Regions from separate parts of the Homo sapiens genome. Here region 2 is linked to region 1. A link is an interaction called in ENCODE POLR2A ChIA-PET data of the cell type or tissue named here. Cell type or tissue: Panc1. All regions are shown on one strand. Links, peaks and the distances in the headings refer to the core of each region. The heading gives the core; the rest is flanking DNA.

Evidence for each region. Peaks named below come from ENCODE experiments on the same cell type or tissue, not always from the same donor. Only the 100,000 strongest peaks of a DNase experiment are listed, where the experiment ranks them.
Region 2: POLR2A ChIA-PET joins it to region 1 with 5 read pairs; 7 of 35 experiments call an interaction of 5 or more read pairs at or near these places.

Annotation. Positions count from the first base shown.
Region 1 is chr1:8,492,155-8,507,654 of GRCh38, forward strand. RERE (arginine-glutamic acid dipeptide repeats) reads right to left here. Exons shown (of 23, transcript NM_001042681.2): 9 at 5,251-5,375; 10 at 2,909-3,008. SNORD128 (small nucleolar RNA, C/D box 128) reads right to left here and starts at 2,759; the gene lies at 2,646-2,759. RefSeq lists enhancers at 10,331-11,014, 12,159-13,068. In Panc1, for the core only: no CTCF peak of the experiment used is centred there; a DNase peak (open chromatin) is centred at 5,487.
Region 2 is chr1:8,437,027-8,452,526 of GRCh38, forward strand. All of the region lies in intron 11 of RERE (arginine-glutamic acid dipeptide repeats), which reads right to left. Among named protein-coding and RNA genes, the nearest start is that of RERE-AS1, 20 kb to the left of the region's middle. RefSeq lists enhancers at 11,987-12,486, 13,391-13,890. In Panc1, for the core only: CTCF peaks have their summits at 6,686 (motif pointing left) and 6,973 (motif pointing left); no DNase peak of the experiment used is centred there.

The sequences.
Region 1 (15,500 bases), core at 2,466-10,465:
GTCTGAAGAGTTTCAGTGTCATAAAAATGAAAAATTGTACAACAAAAAAATCTCTGGGAGTGCTAACAAAACCTTCAGAAGGAGCTTGCCACAAAGAACCATGGGCAAAAGTAGCCAAAATGATTTCTATACTGAAGTATGGTCTACAGAATTCTTAAGAGAGTTTGGAATAAAAAGGGGAATAAATCATATACATTCAAGAAAGTGCCAAAAATAGACATTTAATTAAATATGGCAAGATCTTCATTATTCAAAATTCAACTGATAGCACAGTTATGAAAGCAGGATTTTTTTCACAAAGCTTTTATACAGAGAACAACTGGCCAGACATGGTGGCCCATGCCTGTAATCCTAGCACTTTGGGAGTCTGAGACAGGAGGATTACTTAAGACCAGGAGTTTGAAATCAGCCCTGGCAACAAAGTAAGACGATGTCTCTACAAAAAAAATAAAACTTAAAAAAAGGCCAGGTGCAGTGGCACACACCTGTAATCCCAGCACTTTGGGAGGCCGAGGCAGGAGGATCACTTGAGCCCAGGAGTCCGAGACCAGCCTGGGCAATACAGTGGGACCTCATCTTGACAAAAAAAATTTTTATTTAATTAGTCAAGCATGATGGTGGGCGTCTATGATATCAGCTACAGCTCTTGGGAAGCTAAGGTGGGAGAAAAGCTTGAGCCTGGGAGGTTGAGGCTGCAGTGAGCCAAGACTGTGTCACTGTACTCCAGACTGGGCAACAGAGCAAGATGGTCTCAAAAACAAAAATTAGCTGAGTGCGGTGGCACATGCCTGTAATCCCAGCTACAGCTACTCAGGAAGCTGAAGTGGGAGGATCACTTGAGCCTGGGAGGTCAAGCCTGCAGTGAGCCTGCAGTGAGCTGTGACTGTGCCACTGCACTCCAGCCTGGGTGACAGAGCGAGACTTTGCCTCAAGAAAAAACAACAACAAACAACAACAACAGAAAAAAGTTCCTATCAAAGACTTTCTCTTTGTACACACACTTTTAAGGTATTCTGAATTCACAGACATTCATATCTAACCTACCACAGCCTCTACTGGGCAGTAGTATCATCAACCTCTGAGTTTCAGCTTCCTCATCTGTAAAATAATCTTAAAGGCCCCTTCTGGCTTAATCATATGCTCAAAATAAAGATTTTGTATTTAAAACTAACCAACAAAAAAATCCCCACTAACTATCCTATCGAATCAGTGACAATGTACACAAACACACAATATTTATGACAATGTGAAAAAACATTCTCTTATTTACAGAATGGCATATCCCTAGCAAAACCACTCAAATGTTATATCATACTCAAGAAACCTAATTATACTAGGAATAAAAATCAGCCATATCACGCAGATATCTACGTTTCCTCAAAAGCAAGCTGCACAGTAGATTTCTAAATCAGGAATGGGGACTACTTTCTTCCCTCTGTTAGGAACTTTTGGGACTGTCAGTATTTAAGTCATCTAGCCGCCTCGGATTCTCCTATTTAGAAACTGGGACAGATGATCTTGAAAGTCTCTTCTAACTATAGTGACCTCTCAAGAAATTAAAAAAAAAGAAAAAAGAAAAAGAACAAAGGGGTGCTTAAATGACATTTGGTTAATCATCAGAAGAGGTGCTTAGCCTCATACTCAACAGCCTACATACACATACACAACGATGCAGACTATCAATATATCAGAAATTGATTCCATAAATATCATTAGCTCTTCAGATTTAATGGTTTCACATTAGTAATGATAGAGAGGAATTATTTCATGTAACTTTAAAATACATTAATATTCCTATACAGCCCCATGGGATATAGCCTAAGGCCAAAACAAATAAAAACAACAACAACAAACAAAGAACGAAAGACAACTGGTTTCAGTAATCATATTGTTTGCAGCAGTGTGTTGTTATCTGAGCTGCTGTGTGTTTATTATGGGATTAAAGTAGATGAGTAATTATGATGGTATGTCATGCAACCAACTCAGTAACATTAGCCTCATTTCCCTTTACTTTTAATTTTTTAGAAATTATTCGTGTAAAACTTTTTATAGTCATGTAAAATATTAACATGTTCCAAAGTATACTTTATAAAAAACAAGTTTATGCAAAAAAGTTTAGCTTCTTCCCATCCCTCCATGTGCTTTAAAATAAATACATGGTCTCAGAAACAGTGAAGTACAAAAACACGGCTTCTAGATTCCAATCTTGGGGGTATGACCTTAAATTGTGACTTAATCTCTCTCAACTTATTTCCTTATGTCTAAAAAGGTGATAATAATAGAACCTAGAGGCCGGGCGTGGTGGCTCACGCCTGTAATCCCAACACTTTGGGAGGTCGAGGTGGGAGGATCACAAGGTCAGGAGATTGAGATCATCCTGGCTAACATGGTGAAACCCCGTCTCTACTAAAAATACAAAAAATTAGCTGGGCGTGGTGGGTGTCTGTAGTCCCAGCTACTCCGGAGGCTGAGGTAGGAGAACGGTGTGAAGCCGGGAAGCGGAGCTTGCAGTGAGCTGAGATCGCGCCACTGCCAGAGCGAGACTCCATCTCAAAAAAATAAAAAATAAATAAAAATAAAAATAGAACCTAGAGGTGGTTGTGAGGATTAAGCAAGATCTTCTATGCACAGTACTTGGCTTTGTGAGGCCTCAGTTAAGTATCAGGTGCTATTATTAGGATCTCATTTGAGAGTCACCTCAAACCTGCAGCACAGACACAGATTAGGAAATGAACCTGCAGGTGCCACATCACTGGCCTGGAGCCCCCATGGCACCCAACAGCCAAGACCACAACTCACTCCTGAGTCTACAGGCGACTTCATGCTCCGCACTCATCACACATTCCCTACAGCCAGTTCAGGGGAAAAAGAAGTGTCTTCCCACTCAGGGTGACTTCAAAAGACTTACTGTGTTCAGTGCATTCAGAGTGGTGTCATCCCGAGAGGCTGCGACACAGCCGTCCTCTGTAGAGCCTCCATCACACATTCCTGCAAATGCCGCCATGCTCCTTCAGAAGAAAAGGTTTTTCCTTTATTAGTACATAGTAATATCAGGACAGAGACTTAGACCTTCAATTTTCAGAGGACATTTCCAGCCCAGAACAAATTCCATTACTACACGCATGATGAACCAGTTCCCAGCTCTGCCTCTGCTCCTATTTTTTTTTTTTTTTCTTTTGAGATGGAGTCTCACTCTGTCATCCAGGCTGGAGTACAGTGGCGCAATCTTGGCTCACTGCAACCTCCACCTCCAGGATTCAAGGGATTCTCCTGCCTCGGCCTCCCGAGTAGCTGAGATTACAGGAACACCCCATGCCCAGCTAATTTCTGTATTTTTAGTAGAGACAAGGTTTCACAGTGTTGGTCGGGCTGGTCTCGAACTCCTGACCTCAGGTGATCTGCTCACCTCAGCCTCCTAAAGTGCTGGGATTACAGGCGTGAGCCATCACGCCCAGACCAAAAATAAATTTAAGTTCCTCTTCACTCACGCAGAAAGACATATGTTACTTTTAGTCAGATCCATTTGTATTGTTTCTTCCCACGTTTTAGCAGTACTAAGATTTTAGATTTGAGAGCATGAAGAATCTAAATCTATGAGCCACAATATTTCAGTAGATGACAATCTTCTGAAAGAAAAGTCTCCAGAAAACATGTGAAATTAAGTCATCTAAAATTTTACTTAATTCCTCTCATTCTGCATATCAACTACCTTTAGGTGAATTAAAAGTAAAAAATCATGGCTGGGTGTGATGGCTCATGCCCGTAATCCCAGCACTCTGGGAGCCTGACGCCAGAGGACTGCTTGAGGCCAGAGAGTTCAAAATCAGCCCTGACAACATAGAGAGAGAAAAAAAATATATTAGCCAGGTATGGTGGTGCATGCCTGTAGTCCTAGCTACTGGGGAGGACGAGGTGGGAGGATGACTTGAGCCCAGGAGGTTAAGGCTGTAATGAGTCATGATTATGCCACTGCACTCCAGTGTGAGACCCTGTCTTAAAAAAAAAAAAAAAAAAAGGTGAGAAACCAGAGATAAAACCTCTTAGTCATTCACTCCACTTACACATTCTCATCTCTACTGAATGCCACCATGCACAACACCGTTGACTAGAAAACAGCCAGGTAACTGGGGCAACACAGAAAGGACCCCATCTCAACCAAAAACAAAATTAAAAATAGCCGGGCATGGTGCCACGGGTCTATAACCCTAGCTACTCAGGAGGCTGAGGCAGGAGGATCGCTTGAGCTCAGGAAGTTAAGGCTGTAGTGAGCTATAATTGTGCCACTGTACTCCAGCCTGGGTGACACAGCAAGACCCTGTTTCAAAAAAACAAAACAAGTAACAACCAAAAAAAAAAGAAAAAAAGAAAAAAAAGAAACCCACAAACCCATCCAGGGTTAAAATTCAGATGCCCTAATCCTTGCTTTCATGTTTTTGTTGTCGTTGCCAAGACCCAGAATCACTACATACAAAGTCTGCCTGCCTGCTCTGTGACACCTGCTCTGTGACGACCGCTCTGTGGTGCCCGCTCTGTGCCGTGTGAGGAGCGAATTCACACTTCTCTCTGCATCGAAGGCATTTGTATGTTCTATGCAACTGCCACGAGGGTGATCACAGATAAATATTCTCATGTAGGCAAGCCACAAAAATGTCAAGTTCAGGACAGGCACTAATGAACAGCCACAAAGTAGAGACAGAACATGAAATCTGTAGAGGGTTTTGTTTTTGTTTTAAATTTTACTTTAAGGTCCAGGATACAAGTGCAGAACGTGTCGGTTTGTTACATTAGGTATATGTGTGCCGTGGTGCTCTGCTGCACCTATCAACCCGTCATCTAGGTTTTAAGCCCCGAATGCATTAGCTATTTGTCCTAATGCTCTCCCTCCCCTCACCCCCACCCCTCTGTAGTGGGGTTTTCAGATGAGCTGAATGACTGAAGTACTCAACTGGATTGAGAGGTTTTGGTAACTGTATGTATGGCCTAAGCTGTTTTCCTCTTGAAAAGTTCCAAAATTTGATGTGGGGCAAACACCAAGAAGAAAAACATTACTTCATCATGAAAAAAATTACTTCAAACTATTTTTCTCTGGTAAGAAGAGCCAGGGTCCCGATTACAGAGGGTGTAACCAAACTTAAAGTCAGAGAACGCCCAATATAGAAATAAAATCTCAGGGGAAATGCAAAGTTTACTGCCTATAATCAGTTCAGATGGTCTAATTCAGAAAGCAGGATGGGGGTAGATTCCTATTACCTTGCTGCCCTCAAGTACATAAGGAGGTCACAGTCGTTAACTCCAGGCATCCAGACCAGTTCCTCATGTTGGGTCACTGTATCACCATCTGGAGAAGGAAATGGTTGCAGATCTGGAAGTTTGGCCTGTAAGACAGGGATGAGTAAGTCACAATCAAGGCATGTATTAATTATAAAGAGCTATCTCAATAAGCAGTCTTTAGGAACATATACAATGTTTTACTGAGACTCTTTCCTTGGACAGCAGAAAAATAACAACAAAACCATGAGTCATTTAAACTGACCTATTTCACATGTCAGGATCATTTCACCATAGAAGATTTCACAATAGACTGCTTAATATCTGCTTAACAGTGTCAAAGTAAACCAGTGCCAGCATGATACCAAGAGTAAAACTGAAGCACACACATATGCATAAAATAAACAAAAAAACAAAATAATGTCTTTAGATGATAACAGCTATTGATAAAGAAGGAAACACACATACATTTCCAATATAACAAGTTGACAAAGAAGACATATGCAAATGATACCTCACCTAAGGATATTTGCTAAAAAATTAAGTGAGCTATCCTATTAGAATAGTGTTACTCTTAAGACAGTCAATAGCAATATAAGTCATGGTCAATACCAAAACTAGATGAGTATTAAGTAAACATTAAAAAATATAGTTGAGGCCAGGCCTGGTGGCTCACGCCTGTAATCCCAGCACTTTGGGAGGCCGAGGTGGGTGGATCACAAGGTCAGGAGTTCAAGACCAGCCTGGCCAAGATGCTGAAACCTTGTCTCTACCAAAAATACAAAAAGTAGCCGAGCACGGTGGCGGGCGCCTATAATTCCAGCTACTCAGGAGGCTGAGGCAGAGAACTGCTTAAACCCGGGAGGCAGAGGTTGCAGTGAGCTGAGATCGTGCCACTGCATTCCAGCCTGGGAGAGACAGAGCGAAATTCCATCTCAAAAATAAAATAAAATTAAACTAAATTAAATTTTAAAAATTTATATATAGTTGAGGCTGGGCATGGTGGCTCACGCCTATAATCCCAGCACTTTGGGAGGCTGAGGTGGGTGGATCACCTGAGGTCAGGAGTTCAAAACCAGCCTGGCCAACATGATAAAACCCCGTCACTACTAATAATACAAAAATTAGCCAGGCGTGGTGGTATGTGCCTGTAATCCCAGCTACTTGGGAGGTTGAGGCAAGAGAATCGCTTGAACCCGGGAGGCAGAAGTTGCAGTGAGCCAAGATTGTGTCACTGCACTCCAGCCTAGGTGACAGAGCAAGACTCCATCTCAAAAAAAAAAAAAATAAAAAAAAAAAAATAAATATATACACACACACACACACACACACACACACACACACACATATGTAGTTGAATTGACCTGTGGTAACAGAAATCAGGGCAGTGATTTCTTTACGAAAGAAGGAATTGCTTGTGAAGAACAGGAAGGACCTTTCTGGGATGACAGAAATGTTCTGTGCCTTGATACGAATCATCACGGCAGATTGAAAAGCATACATAAGATACGAACAATTCGCTGTACATAGAGTATACCTCAATAAAAAGAATTTAAAAAAATATTCGAGCAACAGTGCTCCCCACCAAGACTGTAAGTGATCAGATTTAAATACCTGTGGCATTTTCTCACCCACACTCTGCTGGGACAGAGCAAGAGCAAGCAGGTGCCATGACCACCATAACCAGCAGAGACCTGTGAAAAGTCAGATATTTGCAAGATACTCATGTTCTCATCCTGTCAAATGATGACCATGGGCACATGAGTCTGATAGAGCTCCATGGGACATGAAGCCTGGGCAAACAATTTAAGTGAATGCAGCAGGCTGAATATAAGCCAGCACCATCCAACAGAAATAAAATAAGAATTATATATTTAATTTTAAATATTCTAGTAGTCACGTTAAACAAAATGCCATATCCCAATCTGGACTAGCCATATTCCAAGTGCTGAACAGCTATGTGTGGCAGTGGCTCCCGACCTGGATGTGCAGGTGTGAAGAACTCAAGAGTGAAGTGGACCACGGGGAAATGGAGATAGAACCGCCCCATCCAGGGAATGCTGCCACACAGGAATGGGACCCAGTGTGTGTACATCCTCCATCTTTTTCCAAATTCCAGAAATCTTCACATTTATGTAAAAGTTTGTGGTTTTAAATGTTGGTATTCAAGTTTTTGAGGCAACTGCATAGCAAAACATCACATTAGTAGGCCATGTGGCTCTCAGGCTAGCCATCAGCACCCACACAGCTTTACAGGCTGTCTTCCATGCCTCTAAATGTGTATCAAGCTGACTTTCTCCAAGCAAGGATGTTCTTCTTTGGTTAAGTATTGACTTCTCTAACATTGAACTGAGTGTCACAATTAGTTCTGCTTAACACATAGTGAAAATAGTGGGATAAAATTAAAACACAATGGGCCTGGCGTGGTGGCTCACGCCTGTAATCCCAGCACTTTCAGAGGCCGAGGCGGGCAGATCACCTGAGGTCAGGAGTTCGACACCAGACTGACCAACACGGTGAAACCCTGTCTCTACGAAAAATACAAAAATTAGCCAGGCGTGGTGGCACACGCCTATAGTGCCAGCTACTTGGGAGGGTGAGGCAGGAGAATCGCTTGAAACCTGGGAGGCGGAGGTTCCCGTGAGCTGAGATTGCACCACTGCACTCCAGCTTGGGTGACAGAGCAAGACTCTGTCTCAAAATAATAACAACAATAATAATAACAACAACAATAACACAACAAATGTTGGAGTCAAAAGGTCTTTGACACTAGTACTGAGTTCTGCTTCCCCAGCACCGAGTACAGTACTGGGTACAGCAGTTCTCTAATGTCTGTTATTAATCGAAAAGTACTATTACTGTGAGCAGGACCAACCTCCCCCCCATTCTTGAGAAAAATGGACTAGAAATATAATTAGACAGTTTACAGAAAAAGAAACGAAAATGCCTCTTAATCATAAGAATTGATGAGTTGGAGACGGGGTTTTGCTGTGTTGGCCGGGCTGGTCTCAGCTCCTGACCGCGAGTGATCCGCCAGCCTCGGCCTCCCGAGGTGCTGGGATTGCAGACGGAGTCTCGTTCACTCAGTGCTCAATGGTGCCCAGGCTGGAGTGCAGTGGTGTGATCTCGGCTCGCTACAACCTCCACCTCCCAGCCGCCTGCCTTGGCCCCCCAAAGTGCCGAGATTGCAGCCTCTGCCCGGCCGCCACCCCGTCTGGGAAGTGAGGAGCGTCTCTGCCTGGCCGCCCATCGTCTGGGATATGAGGAGCCTCTCTGCCTGGCTGCCCAGTCTGGAAAGTGAGGAGCGTCTCTGCCCGGCCGCCATCCCATCTAGGAAGCGAGGAGCGCCTCTTCCCCGCCGCCCATCGTCTGAGATGTGGGGAGCGCCTCTGCCCCGCCGCCCTGTCTGGGATGTGAGGAGCACCTCTGCTGGGCCGCAACCCTGTCTGGGATGTGAGGAGCGCCTCTGCCTGGCCGCCCCGTCTGAGAAGTGAGGAAACCCTCTGCCTGGCAACCGCCCCGTCTGAGAAGTGAGGAGCCCCTCCATCCGGCAGCCACCCCGTCTGGGAAGTGAGGAGCGTCTCCGCCCGGCAGCCACCCCGTCCGGGAGGGGGGGGGGGGGTCAGCCCCCCGCCCGGCCAGCCGCCCCGTCCGGGAGGTGAGGGGCTCCTCTGCCCGGCCGCCCCTACTGGGAAGTGAGGAGCCCCTCTGCCCGGCCAGCTGCCCCGTCCGGGAGGGGGGGTCAGCCCCCTGCCCGGCCAGCCGCCCCGTCCGGGAGGGAGGTGGGGGGGTCAGCCCCCCGCCCGGCCGGCCGCCCCGTCCGGGAGGTGAGGGGCGCCTCTGCCCGGTCGCCCCTACCGGGAAGTGAGGACCCCTCTGCCCGGCCAGCCGCCCCGTCCGGGAGGGAGGTGGGGGGTCAGCACCCCGCCCGGCCAGCCGCCCAGTCCGGGAGGAAGGTGGGGGGTCAGCCCCCCGCCCGGCCAGCCGCCCCGTCCGGGAGGTGAGGGGCGCCTCTGCCCGGCCGCCCCTACTGGGAAGTGAGGAGCCCCTCTGCCCGGCCAGCCGCCCCGTCCGGGAGGGAGGTGGGGGGATCAGCCCCCCGTCCGGGAGGTGAGGGGCGCCTCTGCCCGGTCGCCCCTACCGGGAAGTGAGGACCCCTCTGCCCGGCCAGCCGCCCCGTCCGGGAGGGAGGTGGGGGGTCAGCCCCCCGCCCGGCCAGCCGCCCAGTCCGGGAGGGAGGTGGGGGGTCAGCCCCCCGCCCGGCCAGCCGCCCAGTCCGGGAGGGAGGTGGGGGGTCAGCCCCCCGCCCGGCCAGCCGCCCCGTCCGGGAGGGAGGTGGGGGGATCAGCCCCCCGCCTGGCCAGCCGCCCCGACCGGGAGGTGAGGGGCGCCTCTGCCCGGCTGCCCGTACTGGGAAGTGAGGACCCCTCTGCCCGGCCAGCCGCCCCGTCCGGGAGGCAGGTGGGGGGGGTCAGCCCCCCGCCCGGCCAGCCGCCCCGTCCGGGAGGGAGGTGGGGGGGATCAGCCCCCCGCCCGGCCAGCCGCCCCGTCCGGGAGGGAGGTGGGGGGGTCAGCCCCCCGCCCGGCCAGCCGCCCCGTCCGGGAGGGAGGTGGGGGGGGTCAGCCCCCCGCCTGGCCAGCCGCCCCGTCCGGGAGGTGAGGGGCGCCTCTGCCCGGCTGCCCCTACTGGGAAGTGAGGACCCCTCTGCCCGGCCAGCCGCCCAGTCCGGGAGGGAGGTGGTGGGTCAGCCCCCCACCCGGCCAGCCGCCCCGTCCGGGAGGGAGGTGGGGGGATCAGCCCCCCGCCTGGCCAGCCACCCCGTCCGGGAGGTGAGGGGCGCCTCTGCCCGGCCGCCCCTACTGGGAAGTGAGGAGCCCCTCTGCCTGGCGAGCCGCCCCGTCCGGGAGGGTGGTGGGGGGGTCAGCCCCCCGCCCGGCCAGCCGCCCTATCCAGGAGGTGAGGGGCGCCTCTGCCCGGCCGCCCCTACTGGGAAGTGAGGAGCCCCTCTGCCTGGCCAGCCGCCCCGTCCGGGAGGGTGGTGGGGGGGTCAGCCCCCTGCCCGGCCAGCCGCCCCATCCGGGAGGTCAGGGGCGCTTCTGCCCGGCCGCCCCTACTGGGAAGTGAGGAGCCCCTCTGCCCGGCCACGACCCCTTCTGGGAGGTGTGCCCAGCGGCTCATTGGGGATGGGCCATGATGACAATGGCGGTTTTGTGGAATAGAAAGGCGGGAAGGGTGGGGAAAAAATTGAGAAATCGGATGGTTGCCGGGTCTGTGTGGATAGAAGTAGATATGGGAGACTTTTCATTTTGTTCTGTACTAAGAAAAATTCTTCTGCCTTGGGATCCTGTTGATCTGTGACCTTATCCCCAACCCTGTGCTCTCTGAAACATGTGCTGTGTCCACTCAGGGTTAAATGGATTAAGGGCGGTGCAAGATGTGCTTTGTTAAACAGATGCTTGAAGGCAGCGTGCTCGTTAAGAGTCATCACCACTCCCTAATCTTAAGTACCCAGGGACACAAACACTTCGGAAGGCCGCAGGGTCCTCTGCCTAGGAAAACCAGAGACCTTTGTTCACTTGTTTATCTGCTGACCTTCCCTCCACTATTGTCCTATGACCCTGCCAAATCCCCCTCTGCGAGAAACACCCAAGAATGATCAATTAAAAATAAATAAATAAATAAATAAATAAATAAATAAATAAATAAAAAAGAATTGATGAGTCAACCTCTCTGACAACAGAAATGCAAATTAATGGCACATATTCAATTTTGCATCTATCATACTGACATAAAGCCAAATGTTTGACAACACATAAAGCCACGAAAAAAATTAGCACTCATATTAGTTGCTAGTGTCAACACAAACTGATACAATCTCTGTGGAGGGGAATGTGGCAAAACCCCCAAAATTATATATGCACTTGTCCTCTAAGTCAGCCATCCCGCTTCTGGGGATATAGCCCCAAGATACACTGGCAAAAACATCAAAATCTATATGCACAGGCTATTCACTGCAGCATTACATGTAATGGCAAATGACTGGAATCAACTCATATGCCTATTAATAGGGATCAGATGAATAAACTGCTACATTCATACATGGAGTTCTATGAAATAGTATTATAGAAGGGAATGAGAAGGAGCTCTATATACTGCTATGAGGAGAACACAAGAATATACTGTTAAAAGAAAGGTAGCAAAAGGATGTATATTATGTTATTATTTATCTAAGAAGGGGCAGAGGGAATGAAAATAAGAAGCTTAAATAATAATAATCTCATTAAAACTACACCAAATGGAAAGAAATGCAACAATTGAGCTGGTTCTACTCTAGGAACTGTTTCAAGTAACTCTAAGATATATTAATTTGCTTATACAGCCCTGGCAGGATATACATAACAAAATGCAATACCAAGCTGTTTTCAATAAGCATACTGTTTGTAGCCATGTGATTATTGCTATTCTGGGCTGTTATATGTGTATTATGGAATTGAAGCAAATAAGTAATTTTGTTGGTGTCATTAAAAAATGGGATTTGAGTCACGGGAAAAAAATAAAGATATACATAAAAGAAGGACAGAATTAGTATAAAGGCCATAGAAAAATCTGAATTTGAATTGGATGTATCAGCATAAATTTAGAATGTATTTTATCTTTAAGAAAGTAGGGAAATAAAACACCTATTTCCTATTCTGTCTACTGAAAAGGCCTCGAAATAGCAACCAACCCAGTAAGAATGAATACCCCAGCACCCAGTATGTAAATACCACTTCCCACTACAATAAAAGAGGGCTCTTCTGAGACAAGTTTAATTCCACATCTAGGGAAGACAATGTATAAGGTGAGGCAGTAAAATCATGTCTTACTAGAGAAAAACGATTAAGTGAAAAGGACAAAAACCACTGGGATTAAGTGAAAAGGACAAATACGAAGGAAGATGCTCCTACTGGCCCAAAATGGATCTTTTAATCATCAATAAGAACTGATTAAAGTTGATTATAGATTAAAAAATAAAATCCACTGGTAACCATGGAAAGATAAGGGTGAAGTTTCATTTATTTGTACAAGGAATAAATGGATGGCAGAATTAGAATATCACTGTTTTGAAATCCCTAATAAAATAATGGATCTAAGAAATAATCAGTGGTGGCCAGGCGCGGTGGCTCAGGCCTATAATCCCAGCACTTTGGGAGGCCAAGGCGGGTGTTTCATGAGGTCAGAAGTTCGAGATCAGCCTGGCCAACATAGTGAAACCCCGTCTCTACTAAAAATACAAAAAAGTAGCCAGGTGTGGTGGCGGGCGCCTATAATCCCAGCTACTCAGGAGGCTGAGGCAGGAGAATGGCTTGAACCCGGGAGGCGGAGGTTGCAGTGAGACAAGATTGTGCCACTGCACTCCAGCCTGGGCGACCGAGTGAGACTCCGTCTCAAAAAAAAAAAATAAATGATCAGTGGCTGCTAATTACAATTAAAAAAGAGACATATGAGCCTCCTGGCAGAAGCACTTACCACCACCCAGGAAGCATTTTTCTGGAAGGCAGGGTACCAAACTAGAATGAGGCCGAACCTCTAGATTTAACTACTAATTCTCAAGTCATGCAAAGAGCAAAGTAACAAATTTAATGCAATCAGCCAAATCTAGACTGCAGAACACCCTACAGGATGAAATAGCTTCTTTACCACATACACTGGGGGACTAGGGGAAGGACCTGGGAATTAAGAGAGATTTAAGAGATGTATCAACCAACTGCAATGAATGGCTCTCATTTAGATTCTAATTTGAACTATGAAAATATAAAGAAAGAGAGAAAGATACAGACAGACAATTAGGGAAATCTGGGCATCGTATACACTTGAATATTAAGAAATTGGTAATTTTTATATGTTCTGATATATTGTGATTGTGTCCAAATCCCTTATTTTTGGAACATCTACAAGGAAAATGATGTATTTGTGAGGCGTTTAAAATAACGGCAGGAAGAGGTGTGAGGGGGAATAAATGAAATGGGTTTGACTAGGATTTGATACTTGAGGAAGCTGAGTAATGAAGAGAAGGACTTTACTGTATTATTCTTTCCCTGCTTTTGTATATGTTAATATTTTCCTAATAAAAAGGTTAATTTTTTTTTTTAAAGACTGGTTCTGTCACCAGGCTGGAGTGCAATGGTGTGATCGTGGCTCAGTGCTGCTTCAACCGCCTAGGCTCAAGCAATCCTCCCACTTCAGCCTCCTGAGTGGCTGGGACTACAGACATGCATCACCATGCCTACCTAATTTTTGTATTTTTTGTAGAGATGGGGTTTTGCCATGTTGCCCAGGCTGGTCTCGAATTCCTGAGCTGAAATGATCTACCCACCTTGGCCTCCCAAAGTGCTGGGATTACAGGCGTGAGCCAAAAGTCAAAAATTTTAAAAAGGTAAATGTTGCCAATTCATTTTTAAAAGTTTTATTATTTTTGGTGCTCCAAAACATTTCTTTTTGAAAATGAAGCACACAGAATACATTTAAAATCTGATGTAAAAAACCAAACATCTGATTTTAAATGGTGGTATACAAAAATCCAATCACAGTAAATTTGCTCCTTTTCCAAGAATGTAAGCATCTTTTCCTTAGGAACTACATTTTCTTTTATGGTAGGAAAAAAAAAATCTATAAAATAAAAGTCTGGTACAAAGATCTCAAGACACTGGAAATACACAGTGAGAGGGAAAAAATGGGTAGTAAAATACAGTGCAAGAGAAAGTAGAGAATGGGAGACGAAACTGAGTGGCATTAGGTTGAGTATCAGGTTCCCAGACCGAAAATACAGCCCCGAGGTGGCAGTCAGGCCCACCTAATGGAACACACCAACAAAAGACTCTACTTGAACAAGCAGACACTGTCCTCCTGCAGCTTCTTTCAGTCTGTATCAGTTATAACCCCAGGTCTGGGATGAGAAGTATCTTCTATAAACTATGTGACCCTGATAGTTTTTGTGTTCACTTCACTTCATAACTCCTTCACTTCTTAAGTTCTTTCATTACAGAGTTAAAATAGGTTATTTAAAAATGTAAATGACACACAATTTAGAAATGCTCAAAATCTAGACAGAAATAATAACTAGACAGACGACTGAAATCTCTATGCACTTCCAAGGCTCACTGCTGCCTGTATCCCATGTCTTTAGACATGATGGCCTTAGCTGTGGATTCCCCAGCATCCATTCCAACTCAAGTGCTAATCATGTTAAACTCTTTCCTCATGGTTTAGAAATAGACACATGACCCAATCCATGGCAACAATATGTGGGTCTACTGGGGACCTGCTGGGGAAATTTTCCTTGCTCCTAAGGGGAAAAGAAGTCCAATTCTTTCTTCCTCTCAACACTTGCTAAATTTCATTCATTGTAAGATCCACTGTTATTTTATGTGCACTGAGAAAGGATAAAATATAGCCAATAAATTATAACCACACCACAGAATGTACAATGAAGCCCAACTATAGGAGCAAATGTGAAGGAAAAAAGTGTATCTTAGAATTAGTCAAACTGAGCTGAGGATGACGCCACCTCCATGGAGGCCAGCTGGGTACAAGAGAGTCTCAGAGAAGCACAGCAGAGCCCCAGTCCTGCCTGACCAGGATGTCATGACATGGGAGACAGAAACAGAGCCAGAGTCCTGTCAGTGAAAGCATCCTAACTGATACTGAGATCAAAACAGAATATGCCGGGCCCAGTGGCACATGCCTTTAGTCCCAGCTACTCAGAGGCTGAGGCAGGTTGGACTGCTTCAGCCCAGGAGGAGGTCAAGGCTGCCGTGAGCCGTGATCGTGCCTCTGTGCTCTAGCCTTGGCAACAGAATGAGACCTGTCTCTGAAAAACGTAAAAACAACAACAAAAACCAAAGAGCTGTAATAAATGCAATGAAATAAGAAAGAGCAACAGTCGTGACACAGCAACCCTCTGACTGAAAAGTGTCCTAACCATCTTGACTCTCCTGAAGGAAAAGAAGTTGTTTATTTTTTTGCAGACAGTCTCGCTCTGTCGCCCAGGCTGGAGTGCAGTGTCGCAATCTTGGCTCACTGCAACCTCCGCCCCCTGGGTTCAAGTGATTTCTCCTGCCTCAGCCTCCTGAGTAGCTGGGATTACATGCGCACACCACCATGACCAGCTAATTTTTCTATTTTTAGTAGGGATGGAGTTTCACCATGTTGGCCAGGCTGGTCTCAAACTCCCGATCTCAGGTGATCCGCC
Region 2 (15,500 bases), core at 4,477-12,476, 53 kb before region 1:
GAATCATGGGCAACGATATCATAAATTCCTAAAATAAAACCACATAGGGCCGTTATTTCAAATTACATAAAACTTGTCTTCTAGAAGAATTCGACCAAATGCCAAAGTTCTTAAGATCTGCCCCACTTCCCAAACAAGGGAAACTGAAGACCTCGACCAGCACCAGGGCCTTCCGTCAGCTCCTGATACAGGAGGGGCTCCTGGATTTTGTTTCCCCTTCTTGACAATACAACATGGGACTGGGTTCCTCATTTGACTCGGTTCATTTAAAGAATGATCTCAAAGAAGAAAGGAAAATCAATGACCCCTTTAGGAAATGTAGTCCAGGGTGGGGGTGGAGGAAGCATTTCAATGACAAAAGCCAAACCTCAGTCATAATGCAGATCCCTGTCTAACAGGTGATCATTGTTTTTTTTTTCTATTACAGGCACTCTGGTCTCCCGCCTACCCCATGCAGGATGGCTATCCCCATGCAGAATGGCTGTGACTTTCAAGAGAGTCCCCCAAGGGAGGGTCCCAAGATCAGGGGCTGGTAATGGGCCCCACCACAAGGCTACGCTGCTGGCTTTTGTTTGGAACAATAGCGCTCCCATGATACCTCACTCTTGCTGACAATATTGGTAATACGGGAGCATGAACACAGCTGTGTGTAAATTACACACACAAACAGATTAGATCTGTATATTTATAAGGAATACAAACATACTAATAGCTCATTTACATACACAGCTGGATACAATGGGCTGCATGCAGAGGGGAGTTTGAGTTCCAAAGTATTTCTCTAAAATTTTACAAAAAGAAATGCTCAGATTACTGCTAACCCAGGCTGAGACTTCTGCTCCCCCCACCCCCATGCAGTATGTCCCCCGAAATAGAGTCCTTTTCATCCTCGTTTGTGATATTTGAGATGCTATGAAGGAGAAACCTCAACAAGTGCTGTTAGATTTCACTTTTATTATTATTTATTATTATTTTTAGAGACAGGGTCTTGCTCTGCCACCTAGGCTACAGTGGTATGATCACAGTTCACTGTAACGTGGAGCTTCCGGGCTCAAATGATCCTCCTGGCTCGGCCTCCCAAGTAGGTCAGACTACAGGTATGTGTCAGTTACCATGCCCAGCTAATTTTAAAAATATTTTTTTGTAGAGACGGGGTTCTCACTATGTTGCCCAGGCTTGGTCTTGAACTCTTGATTTCAAGCAATCCTGCTGCCTCAGCCTCCCAAAGAGTTGGGATTATGGCATGAGCCACTGTGCCCAGCCAGATCTCACTCCTGTAGGAAAAAAATCAATATAGGATAATTTTCAGTTAAAAAGATGTATATACATACGAAGAGGGAGACCTACTAAAACATCTGTTACAACAGCATATAGTAAGGCAGAATCTTTGCATTTTCAAAATGTTTTCATAAACTTTATTTGTTAGAGCAATTTCAGGTTCACAGCAAAACGGAACAGAAGGTATAGGGATTTCCCATATAGATGGGTCTCTGGATTTTTCAGCTAATTTTGAAAAATAGGGAAAAGAGCAATCAGCATTTTGTGCTCACTACAGTAAACCAGGAACACAGGCATCAGGAGAGCTGGGCTCTGATTCAAAGGCCTGATTCTAGCAAGGCCTCACAGTTTACTTCCGGCTAGCCATGAACACTCTCTGCGCCTGAGGTTTTCGTGGAAAGACAGCATCACAAGTACTCAAATGTAGCGTTTAAAAGTACTAACTTTTAAAATGTTGAATGTTCCAGTAAAACAGTTAAAGAAAAAAAAAGGTAATAATCCAACTAAGTAAAAATATTAACTTATACATATCTGGATAGATGATAAGCTCATTACAGGCCCTAATTTTATTATTTAAAATGTTTACAACAAAACTCTCTAATTGATATTCTCCCTCTCTCTCTCTTTTTGCCTTGATATGGTTTCTATAAACTCTTGGTTTAAAAAAGAAAAAAGGTCCATTTCTGAGGCTTGGGTTTACTGTACTTACAGTTCCACCAGTAAATCGTCTCCCAGTCTGGGCTGGAGAAGCGCTGGCCACGGTTTGATTGCTCCAGCCCCAGGTTGCCAGGCAACCCACACAAGGGGGAAGTCTGAGAACCGCTGACAGATAGCCAAGTGGCTGAAACAACAGACTTCTCTCTGTCAAAAATGTGTTTGAGAGAGCCACTTGCCCACCTCTGCTCTCTGCTAAACACTACATGATTGTAAAATCAAAATCAAAAGGCCACTGTAATAAAAACACACTTCCTGCTCAATTACTAATTGTTCTAAAGCTGTGGGGAGGCCCAGATCCTACAGTGTATGGCAACAGAAATGCGATACTGTAAATGAGATAAAGCCAGCAGCATGCAAGAAACCTGATCTAAATGCATCTCCGTAGCTTCAAGTCAGGAGAGCTGGTGTGTGGAGGAATCAACTGCCTAAGAAAACACCAGGAAGAAAATAATGAATGTCAAGATGTTAAAGAAACAAACCAATCAATAACTACGAAGCTAGAGGTCAAGACTACTTAGTAATAAAACCAAGAACATTCTCCATTGTTTTGAAACACAATCTGGAGGCAATGAAAGTTTTCTCCCTCAGATGGAAAGGAGGAGCAAGAAAGGTCAATGACCCTTGGGAACCACACCCCCTGGCGGTTCCAGGTGGATTCCCTGATACTTGACTGTAAATGGGATTACAGGAAATAGTAGCATCCTTAGGATAATGCAGGACAATAACAGGTCTGAGAGTCTAATGCAACATTTAAAATACCTATGGTGTGAGCTGGGCACAGTGGCTCACGCCTGTAATCCCAGCACTTTGGGAGGCCGAGGTGGGTGGATCACCTGAGGTCAAAAGTTTGAGACCAGCCTGGCCAACACAGTGAAACCCCGTCTACACTAAAAATACAAAAAATTAGCTGGGCATGGTGGCAAACGCCTGTAATCCCAGCTACTGGGGAGGCTGAGGCAGGAGAATTGCTTCAACCCGGGAGGCAGAGGTTGCAGTGAGCTGAGATCGCGCCATTACACTCCAGCCTGGGCAACAAGAGTGAAACTCCCTCTCAAACAAACAAAAACAAAATATCTATGGTGCATGTACCAAGCCAGTAACATTGTGCCCAACACCAACTCTATGCAGCATCCTTCCATGAAACCACTGTATTGAAACTGTCATCTTGGACTCTGGAAACTATTTGTAGTATGTGGAAGGGGCCAGCACTGAGTGCACAGTTCTTTATCTCTTCTGTGCCATGGACCCTTTGGCAGTCTGGTAAAGCCTGACTCCTTCTAAAAATGGTTTATGGCCAGGCACGGCTCATGCCTGTAATCCTAGCACTTTGGGAGGCCGAGGCAGGCGGACATGAGGTTAGGAGATCGAGACCATCCTGGCCAATATGGTGAAACCCTGTCTCTACTAAAAATACAAACAATTAGCTGGGCGTGGTGGCGCATGCCTGTAATCCCAGCTACTCAGGAGGCTGAGGCAGGAGAATCACTTGAACCAGGGAGTCAGAGGTCGCAGTAAGCCGAGATCATGCCACTGAACTCCAGCCTGGCGACAGAGCGAGACTCCACCTAAAAAAAAAAAAAAAAAGGCTGGGCACGGTGGCTCCTGTCTGTAATCCCAGCACTTTGGGAGGCCGAGGCTGGCGGATCACCTAACGTCGAGTTTGAGACTAGCCTGGCCAACATGGTGAAACCTCGTCTCTACTAAAAATACAAAAAAAAAAAAAAATTAGCTGGGCATGGTGGTACATGCCTGTAGTCCCACCTACTTGGGGAGGCTGAGGCAGGAGAATCGCTTGAACCCAGGAGGCGGAAGTTGCAGTGAACCAAGACCATGCCACTGCACTCCAGCCTCGGTGACAGAGGGAGACTCCATCTCAAAAAAAAAAAATAGAAAGTATGCCAGAGTAATATAACTGCTCTATGAACACACTAAATAACAAGAGCTAGCAGAGGGTTTTCTTTAGCTCATGCAGGTTTTTTGTTTTTCGGGGGGGTGGGGGGGCTGTTTTGCTTTATTATGTGACCTCAGATGATAAACCCTTGGAGGGCAAGGACAGCAAGTTTTTCATCATTCAATTTCCAGTGCAATATGCAGCCCGGTTTCCTGCCCCAAGCTCCTAAGCTAGCCCTCGTCACACCACTAGCCCAGCTCCTATGGGGGCGTGGGTTTCCTTGACTCTCCCAGTGCCCAGAAGTGGGCCTGGCATATAAGATGTGTAAGACCATAGTCCGCAAAATGGGATGTATGGACACAAAAGACATTTTTTTCCTATGTTCTCTTTCCAACAATCCATCAGCCTGAGAAGGCACACGCTCCTGTGAGGGGATGCAGCCTCTCTTCTTCTATCCCCACCACTGCCCCCCTCTCACTTCACAAAGGCAGCCTCCTCTCCCCCGCTCCCATCTGGAAGGCTACCAGGCAGCACTGCCCCAGGGGCACTGAACAAGGGGACAATTTAAAACATTGACACTGGTGCTGACACAGTGCCTAGCTCTGAGGTCAGGATGAGAAAGACTCCACAAGTCAGACATTTTCTGATTCTCTGCTTTCAACAAAACACAAGGAGGTCCTAGTGGAAGTGTCATCTGATAGATTGCGGAAAGTCATATCTGACGACAAATTATACTTTTGGCATTATTATGGAAAGAATTCAAATAACTGAGTGACACTGTAACAAAACTATCATTCCCATCTACTTACTCACATAAACAAGGTTTCTGGGCACTTACGTGTTTAAAAAAACCATACAATTTATTTCCAATAAATGTTAAGCAAAAATGAAAATTATATCAACATTTACATTATTTCGTTGTTTTCATCAACTGTGCTCTAATAATTATAATTTGAAAAAACATTTCTTCTATACTTAAGAGCTTTATTATTAAAGGAAATAACCATATGCCCGATTTCAATACACACACTTTTTGTTGCAGGGAAGTACTAAAGGTCAATCGGACACTGGACTTTCAAACATAAAATGTATCATCTTAGTATAAAGTCCCTGGGGAAGTAGAATGGAAATAAAAATTAAAGGGGGAAAAGGATAAGATGCAACATTGGACTGCTTTTAAAAAATGAACTTGTCGGGCATGGTGGCTCACACCTGTAATCCCATCACTTTGGGAGGCTTAGGTGGGCAGATTACCTGAGGTCAGGAGTTCAAGACCAGCCTGGCCACCATGGCGAAATCCTGTCTCTACTAAACATACAAAAATTAGCCAGGCATAGTGGCGCACGCCTGTAATCCCAGCTACTCAGGAGGCTGAAGCAGAATTGCTGGAACCTGGGAAGCAGACGTTGCACAGTGGACCAAGATGGTGCCGCCACTGCAGTCCAGCCCAAGTGACAGAGCAAGACTCCATCTTAAAAAAAAAAAAAAAAAAAGCTTATTTTAAAAATAGATGATAGTTCTTGCTCCTCCTTTCATCATGTGATGTGCCTGCTCCTACTTCGTTTTCTACCATAAGTAAAAGCTCCCTGAGGCCTCCCCAGAAGCCACACAGACGCCAGCACCGTGCTTGTACAGCCTGCAGAATTGTGGGCCAATTAAACCTCTTTTCTTTATAAATCACCCAATCTCTGGTGTTTCTTTATAGCAATGCAAGAATGGCCTAATTCGGAAAATTGGTGCCAGGAGTAGGGTACTGCTATAAAGACACCTGAAAATATGGAAGCAGCTTTGCAACGGGGTAATGGACAGATGTTAGAAGAGTTTGCAGGGCTCAGAAGAAGACAGGAAGATGAGGGAAAGTTTGGAACTTCTTAAAAGACTGGTTAAATGGTTGTGACCAAAATACTGACAGTGATACGGACAGTGAAGACCAGGCTGAGAAGGTCTCAGATGGAAATGAGGACATTATTGGGCACTGGAGCAAAAGTCACCCTTGTGATGTCCTAGCAAAAAAGATGGCTGTGTTGTGTTTCTGCCCTAGGTATCTGTTGAAGTTTGAATTTGAGAGTGATGACCTAGGGTATCTGGTGGAAGAAATCTCTAAGCAGCAAAGTATTCAAGATGTGACCTGGCTGCTTCTACTAGCTTAACTCAAATGTGGGGACAAAGAAATGACTTGAAGTTGGAATTTATACTTAAAAGGGAAGCAGAGCAAAGAAGTTTGGAACATTTGCACCCTGGCAATGTGGCAAAGAAAGAAAAGCTTTTGGTTGGGCGTGGTGGCTCACGCCTGTAATCCCAGCACTTTGAGAGGCCGCGGCGGGTGGATCATGAGGTCAGGAGTTCAAGACCAGCCTGGCCAACATGGTGAAACCCCATCTCTACTAAAGATACAAAAAATTAGCCCGGCATGATGGCACACACCTGTAATCCCAGCTACCTGGGAGGCTGAGGCAGGAGGATCACCTGAACCCAAGAGGCAGAGGTTGCAGTGAGCACCTCTGCACTCTAGCCTGAGTGACAGGTGAGACTCAGTCTCAAAAAAAGAAAAAAAAAAAAAAAAAAAAGAAAGAAAAGCTTTCTCAGGAGAGAAATTCAGGCAGGCTGTAAAGCAATCACTTGCTAGAGATATTTGTGTAACTAAAAGGGAGCCAAGCGCTGATATCCAAGACAATGAGGGAAAGGCCTTAAAGGAATTTCAAAGACCTTCCCAGCAGCCCCTCCCATCATAGGATGAGAAACCTAAGAGGAAAGAATAGTTTTCAGGGCCAGGCATGGGGTTTTGCTGCCCTCTGCAGCTTTGGGACACTGCTTCCCACATGCCCCTGTGACTACATCCTTGGCTCAAAGGGCCTCTGATACAGCTCAGGCTGCTGCTTCAGAGGGTACAAGCCATAGGCTGTGGCAGCTTCCAGGTGGTGTTAAGTCTGCAGGTGTACAGAGTGCAAGAGTGATGGAGGCTTGGCAGCCTCTGCCAAGATTTCAGAGGATGTATCAGGTGCCCAGGCCAGAAGCCTGCTGCAGAGATGGAGCCCTCACACAGATACTCTACTAGGGCAGTGTAGAGGGGAAATGTGGGGTTGGAGGGCCCACACAGAGTCCCCACTGGGGCACCACCTAGTGGAGCTGTGGGAAGGGGCCATTGTCTTCCAGACCCAAGAATGGTAGATCCATCAGCAGCTTGCACTGTATGCCTGGAAAAGCTGCAGGCATTCAACTCCAATTTGCTGAACCCTGCAAAGCCACAGAAGTGGAAGTGCCCAAGACCTTGGGAGCCTGCCCCTCATCAGTTTGCCCAGGCTGTGGCAAATGGAGTCAAGGGCTATTTTGGAGCTTTAAGATTTAATGATTGCCCTGCTGGGTTTAGGACTTGCATTGGGCTCAATGCCTCTTTCTTTTGACTGATTTCTACCTTTTGGAATGGGAATGTTTATCCAATGCCTATACCCGCATTGTATCTTGGAAGTAAATAACTTGTTTTTGATTTTACAGGCTCATAGGTGGAAGGGACTTGCCTTGTCTCAGATAAGACTTAGGACTTTTGAGTTTATACTGGAATGAGGTAAGACTTTGGGGGACTATCGATAACGGATAATTTGTAATGTGAGAAGGACATGTGGTTTGCGGGAAGCCAGGAATGGAATTATATAATTTGAATATTTGTCTCCTCCCAAATTTCATGTTGAAATGTAATCCCCAATGTCGGAGATGGGGCCTGGTGGAAGGTTACTGGATCACGTGGGTGGATTTCTCATGAATGGTTTAAGCACCATCCTCTGGGTGCTGTGCTTGCAATAGTGAGTGAGTTCTTGCAAGATCTGGTTGTTTAAAAGTGTGTAGCAGCCCCACCCCCTTGCTCCTTCTTCCACCATGTGATGTGGTGTTCCCGCTTCAGCTTCCGCCATAAGTAAAAGCTCCCTGAGGCCTCCCCAGGAAGTGCGTAGATGTTGGTGTCATGCTTGTACAGCCTATAGAACTGTGCGCCAATTAAACCTCTTTTCTTTATTTAAAAAAAAAAAAAAAGATAATGGGTATAAATCACTATGGTATTTAAAATTCACTTGTAATATTTAAAAGAGTGAGGGGACAATTTTATTTTTAAATGTCAATGTTTGTAATTTTGGAAGTTACATCCTTATCATAAAAAAAGTCAATTTAAATTTGGGAGTGGGTATGCGCTTTCAGGCAAAATTCTTTTAGGGGCTTCATAGGGATAAAATATTTTTCTTAGCTTTGTATCTACCTAAAGGAAGACCCAGAAATTCTTTGGGGTACCAAGCATGCTTCCACATCTCAGCTATATTTAGTCTGGTTTTACCTAACAGAAACAAACTAGGGTCACTGAAAACACTTTCTTGAACCAAGACAGGTTGCACCATGGAAGATCTTGCCGTATGTAACTGCTGTTCCACCAAGGTACAGACTTTTCTTCACTGGAATTCCAAAGCTGACTATAGCTCTGTTCAAGGACAGTAAAAAGCACAAATTCTTCAGTGTGCCAATTAAAGTGCTTGGCACCTTCCATTCTGTCACTTCAGCCTGGACTCTCACATACCCACACCACACCCAAGCATCTGGACTCTTTTTTACTTATTTTATTTTTCAGCCATCATCTACACATGTAGATGGGCCAGCCCCAACACCCAGTGGTTGAAGACAATAATCTTCATAAGCAGGAAATTACAGAGGTGATCTTGGTTCTGAACCAACTGCAGAAGAAGACAGATAGACAATCGTCTCCATCAGCAACCACCTGCGGCAGGAACCCCACCTTTTTTTTTTTATGTTCGGGGATACATGGGCAGAACGTGCAGGTTTGTTACATAGTTTACACGTACCATGGTGGTTTGCTGCACCCATCAACCCATCATCTACATTAGGTATTTTTCCTAATGCTATCCCTCCCCTACCCGCCCCCACCCCCCAACAGGCCCTGGTGTGTGATGTTCCCCTCCCTGTGTCCATGTGTTCTCACTGTTCAACTCCCACTTACGAGTGAGAACATGTGGTGTTTGGTTTTCTGTCCTTGTGTTAGTTTTCACAGTGTCGACGGTCTTTACAATTTGGCATGTTTTTGCAGTGGCTGGCGCCTGTTGTTCCTTTCCATGTTTAGTGCTTCCTTCAGGAGCTCTTGTAAGGCAGGCCTAGTGGTGACAAAATCTCTCAGCATTTGCTTGTCTGTAAAGGATTTTATTTCTCTTTCGCTTATGAAGCTTAGTTTGGCTGGATATGAAATTCTGGGTTGAAAATTCTTTTAAGAATGTTGAATATTGGCCCCCACGGTCTTCTGGCTTGTAGGGTTTCTGCAGAGATCCGCTGATAGTCTGATATGGGCTTCCCTTTGTGGGTAACCCGACCTTTCTCTCTGGCTGCCCTAAACATTTTTTCTTTCATTTCAACCTTGGTGAATCTGAAGATTACGTGTCTTGGGGTTACTCTTCTCATCTGATATGGGCTTCCCTTTGTGGGTAACCTGACCTTTCTCTCTGGCTGCCCTTAACATTTTTTCTTTCATTTCAACCTTGGTGAATCTGAAGATTATGTGTCTTGGGGTTGCTCTTCTCGAGGAGTATCTTTGTGGTGGTCTCTGTATTTCCTGAATTTGAATGCTGGCCTGTCTTGCTAAGTTGGGGAAATTCTCCTGGTTAATATCCCGAAGAGTGTTTTCCAACTTGGTTCCATTCTCTGTGTCACTTTCAGGCACACCAATCAAACGTAGGTTTGGTCTTTTCATAGTCCCATATTTCTTGGAGGCTTTGTTCATTTCTTTTCTTTTCTTTTTTTTAGAGTCTCGCTCTGTCACCCAGGCTGGAGTGCTGTGGCGCCATCTCGGCTCACTGCAAGCTCCGCCTCCGGGTTCACGCCATTCTCCTGCCTCAGCCTCCCGAGTAGCTGGGACTACAGGCGCCCACTGCCACACCGGGCTAATTTTTTTTTTTTGTATTTTTAGTAGAGACGGGGTTTCACCATGTTAGGCAGGATGGTCTCAATCTCCTGACCTCGTGATCCGCCCGCCTCGGCCTCCCAAAGTGCTGGGATTATAGGCGTGAGCCACTGTGCCGGGCCTGTTCATTTCTTTTCGTTCTTTTTTCTCTAATCTTGTCTTCACGCTTTACTTCATTAAGCTGATCTTCAATCTCTGATACCCTTTCTTCTGCTTGATCAATTCGGCTATTGATACTTGTGTATGCTTCACAAAGTTCTCCTGCTGTTTTTTTTTTCAGCTCCATCAGATCATTTATGTTCTTCTCTAAACTGGTTATTCTAGTTAGCAGTTCCTCTAACCTTTTTTCAAGGTTCTTAGCTTCCTCGCATTGGGTTAGAACATGCTCCTTTAGCTCGGAGGAGTTTGTTATTACCCACTTTCTGAAGCCTACTTCTGTCAATTTGTCAAACTCATTCTCCATCCAGTTTTGTTCCCTTGCTGGCAAGGAGCTGTACTCCTTTGAAGGAGAAGAGGCGTTCTGGTTTTTGGAATTTTCAGACTTTTTGCCTTGTTTTTTCCTCATCTTCGTGGATGTGTCTACCTTTGGTCTTTGATGTTGGTGACCTTCAGATGGGGTTTCTGTGTGGACATCCTTTGTGTTGATGTTGATGGTATTCCTTTCTGTTTATTAGTTTTCCTTCTAACAGTCAGGCCCCTCTGCTGCAGGTCTGCTGGAGTTTTCTGGAGGTCCACTTCAGAACCTGTTTGCCTGGGTATCACCAGCAGAGGCTGCAGAACAGCAAAGGTTGCTGCCTGAGGAACCCCACTTTTATGCAGAGGTAAAATCTACCAAGCATGTGGATTCTGAGGTTTCGTTTCAGCTCCAGTGGAGGCTGTGCTGTGTTGACCGTGTATGCAATGGACACAGAAGAATGAGTGTGCGGCACTTGCCTGCGTCTGCCACCCCACCTCCAGATCCAACTCGAGCCAGGCTCTGCCTGCTTCTCCGAATACATCCTGCACTCTCTGTGTCTCCTCACAGGGTAGTTCTGCTGTCTGGGGAGCCGATATTGGGTGTGATGATCTGACTTGGATTCCTGAGTACTCCACTCACCACTGCTGCGGCTCTGAACAAATTCCCTTACTATCTCATGCCTATGTCATGTCGTGCTCCTCTGTGTTTCCATCTTTCTGTGTGCCCCATGGAACTTCCCCATTCTGCCCAGCACTATGTTCTGGGCATCCAAGTCCACCACTGCCATTAGAACATCATCTTCTTGAGGTGGGGAGTTCCTGTCCAGGGCCACCTGGAGGCCTCTGCACACGACAGGCATTTAATAAATGTTTCTTCGATGACGTTTCCTATTATCAGTATCTGGGCCTTTCAGAGCCAGAAGGGGACTATTTAATTATTATTACTCTCATTTCTTAGTGAGAGGACCAATGACTCTCCCAAGGTACAGCAACTGGTCCAAGGCACAGACTCAACCAGAAAGCAGGTTTACCAACACTTTTGTCTTCTCAGCATAAATATTCTAAAGAAAATAATTACTATTGGGTGCATTTTCCACAGATAGATGAAGAGTTATCTGAAAAAAGTAGAAGTGAGGGAAGGGAATAAAAAGGGGGAAAAAAAAAGGCCAGGCGCAGTGGCTCACGCCTGTAATCCCAGTACTTTGGGAGGCCGAGGCGGGTGGATCACGAAGTCAGGAGTTGGAGACCAGCCTGGCCAACATGGTGAAACTCCATCTCTACTAAAAACATAAAAATTAGCTGGGCATGGTGGCTAATAGGAAACGTCATTGAAGAAACATTTATTAAATGCCTGCCGTGTGCAGAGGCCTCCAGATGGCCCTGGCGCACATCTGTAATCCCAGCTACTTGGGAGGCTGAGGCAGTAGAATCTCTTGAACCCGGGAGGCGCAGGTTGCACTGAGCCGAGATCACGCCACTGCACTCCAGCCTCGGTGACAGAGCAAGACTCCATCTCAAACAATCAATCAAACAAACAAACAAATAAACAAACAAAAAAAAAAAAGGAAGAAGAACCAGAATTTCTTGTTTTTGAAAAATCAAACTGAAGAATGACTGGACACGATGTCAGCACCACTCACACAGGAAACCTCACGCATGAAACCTCACACAACAGCACTGCAGCTCTTTCGCTTGGTTAACTTGGGGACAGCCCTGAGACATGAGATCGGCCTTTACAGCCTTCTTCCCAGGCTGGTGGAAGATCAGGCTGCTCTGAATCCAGGCCGGCTGGAATTGGCGGGGCCTCTCAACACAGTCAAGAATGGCTAACGGCAGGCAGAAACATTTTGTGGCCTAATAAAGGATCAAAGAAATGTTCCTTACAAAGAGGAAATGAATTATCCACACATCAAGCTCCTTCATGTCTTCTGTTTGTTTGTTTTAGGCCCTCCAGCCTGTTTGGATAAAACATGTTACACTGAGAAAGCATCAAAGAAAACGAAACAACAGTGACATTTAAAGGGAACTCCGCCGGCTAGACAGAGCCCCATTTTGGGTTCAGCTCCAACTTCTCCCTGTTCTGTCTCTCCTGGCCATGGGGAGTATTCACCCACAGCTGACATAAGATTATCAGCAAAGGTTTTAACAAGAACCAGACCTTTCTCTTCTAATCTTTCCCCCAATCCAAAATGTCATGAAAAAACTTCAAAGAATCTTGTTAGAATTTAAAAATATTCTACTATTGTGTAACTCATGCTGAAAAATGCACATCTAGGTATGAAAAACGCACAGATTGCTCTGTCAAAGACCACTACGTGACTGCACTTCCATAGCAGAGATCCCATCTTTCCTTTCAGCTAAATTTAATCTGTTCTAAACTCTGAAAGTTATTGAGTCCTAAAGACATTTATTTAGCAGGTCCTAACAATGAGCAGTTTATAGGCAATTGTGAAACATGACCACAAAGATTATTGGATGGGGGTCAGTAATTTGAATTGCTAGAAAAATATAGATCACTCTTGACTGACATGAATGATCAGTGGTATCATTTACCCAGAATTACTCAAGAGAGAATAGTAACATGGAATGAGAAGCTGCTTCTACCCTGAAGGAGTCACTTTTATAGCTATACAACTTCTACCCTACTCAGTCTGTGTGTGGCAAAACTAGTTTATCCTCCTCATGGCATCTACCTGAATTCATCTTATTTAAGTTAATTTGCTTATTTGTCTGTGGTCCCTATTAGAATGCAAATCCCATGAGAACAGTACCTCCACGGTTATTTCTATTCCCAGAGTTGAGAAGGTGCCTCGTACACAGTCAGTACTCATTGTTGAGTGACTGAGGAGACAAACAGCAGGAATATATTCTACAGCCAACACTTGAATCTGCGATCTTAGTCTACATAGTCTTCCATTCACAAAACTCTATCTTCTCGTACCTTTCCTCCACCTTCAACCTCTCCATGTTAATGCACTTCGGCTCCATTTACCAGTTAACGATTTAGTGATCCCACTGAGAAGCCAGGAGCTCCAACAGCCACCGAGAAGCACAGCACCCAGCAGAGCTGCGTGTGGAGGCAACGCTCACCTCCCTCTCCATGGGACCTAAATGACCAGCATAGCACACGCTTCCTTCCTTCCCAGCCCTTCCTGTATTCCCAGCCCAGTCCAGACTAGACGTCCTTCTGACCAGAAGCTCACCTTAGCAAATCCCAACTGATGCCTCGCACGACGTCCCCTAGAGACCTACTGTCCTCTCACACGCAGTTCTCCAAAAGGCCTCATACCCCAACCCCCGAGCCCTGCTGCAGCTTTCTCACTTTCAGATCCACACAGAATCCCTTTTAACCCCTCCAGTTATAGGGCCAGAAGTTGTTTTGTCAACAGTAGCAATCCTGTCTCACCGTCTCATCAACCATGCCCATCCGGGTTCCCCCATCACAGTGTCAACCACTTGCCAAACCCATCTCCTTCTTATCCTGTGACCAGCACCAAAGTCTCTTCCTAGCTAGCTAAGTCTCTTCCTCCATCCTACCTTTCGACAGCACTCTCAGGAACGTGGAAAAGGTTGCCCACGGCCCTTCTAATAGTCTGTGTCTACCATTCTTGGTGCTCTTTATTCCAGCCTAGCCATCTACCGGTAGCCATACCTAAGATGTGAAACTACAGATTTTCCCTATTTACTGCACAGCTACCATGACCCCCACAACATCCCTCTTCTTGACTGTGTCCCTCAACTCCTCTACCACTTCTGTACTGGTTCCCCATGTTCTCTATGCAGCCTGGGGCTTAACTATCCATTATGTCAACAATGCAGTCAATACTCACTACCTCAGCTGGGCGCGGTGGCTCACACCTGTAATCCCAGCACTTTGGGAGGCTGAGGCGGGTGGATCACTTGAGGTCAGGAGTTGGAGACTAGCCTGGCCAACATGGCGAAACCCCGTCTCTACTAAAAATACAAAAATTAGCTGGGGTGTGGTGGCACATGCCTATAATCCCAGCTACTCAGGAAGCTGAGGCAGGAGAACAGCTTGAACCCGGAAGGCAGAGGTTGCAGTGAGCTGAGATTGTGCCACTGCACTGCGGCCTGGGTGACAGAGCAAAATTCCATCTCAAAAAAGAACAAAAAAAATACTCCTTGCCTCAACATCCCGACCTCCCACCAATTTTCTAGCCCAATCTTCCACCCACTTTGGCTGCATATTAGTGTCCTAACATCCTGGGACACTGGAAACTTGTACCCCAGATGAATTAAATTGGACCCAAGTTTCTGCTCTGTGTGTCTGAAGTTCCTCATGTGACTCCAGCGTGCTAATAGTGTGAAGTGCTGCTGTACACCGACAGCTCTCAACGTCTCTCACTAGGGGCATAGTCCTGATCCAGTCCAGTAGTTCTCAGGGCCTGGATGCCCATGTCCCACCCTAGGGATTCTGCTCTGACTTGCTGGGGTACAGGCCAGCATTGGGGCATTTTCAAGTTCTCCCGATGACTCTAACGCACAGCCAAGTTTACAAGACGTCCTCAGCCCACCTCCACTCTTCCAATGCTACTGCCAGACTGGTCTTCAAGGGCAGCTCCAGTCCTATCCTTCCCCACACATTCAAAAATATATAATTTTTCCTCGTTTCCTGTTGAATTAAACATAAACTTCTCAGTCAAAAGTGGAAGGCTCTGAATTAGCTACCTCACATCCTCCCCCACCCATAAGCTTCATCCAAACTGGGCAACAACTTGCTACTAACCAACCACTCAAATTCTTTTAGCCCTTGTTCTCCAATTAACTAACCTCTGTCAACTCTGCCCGGTGAAATCCTATCCATCCTTCAAGGTCCTCTCAAATAAGCCTCCTCTACAGCACCCTTCCTGATCTCCCTGTCCAAGAGCAGGGAGCAAGCTGCTCACCTCAGCAGGCCCTGTGAGCCCCAGAACACCATCTGAAGCAAAAGAGGCACTCAAAACAAATTTTCAATTGTGTGGCTGCTGTCCCCTCTCTAGATTCTGTGGTGATAAATCCAACTCAAGCACTCATTTACACCCACTACCCAAATCAGTCAAGGATACCACAGTGGGATGGCATGTCACCTGCCATACTGCCAAGCAGTTACCAAGGTTGGTGGTAACTCCTGCAGAGATCTTAGCAGTGAAAGAACAAATGCTGTTTGTTTAAAGTCACTGATACGCTCCCTTCCTTTTGTACACAGAAATCAAT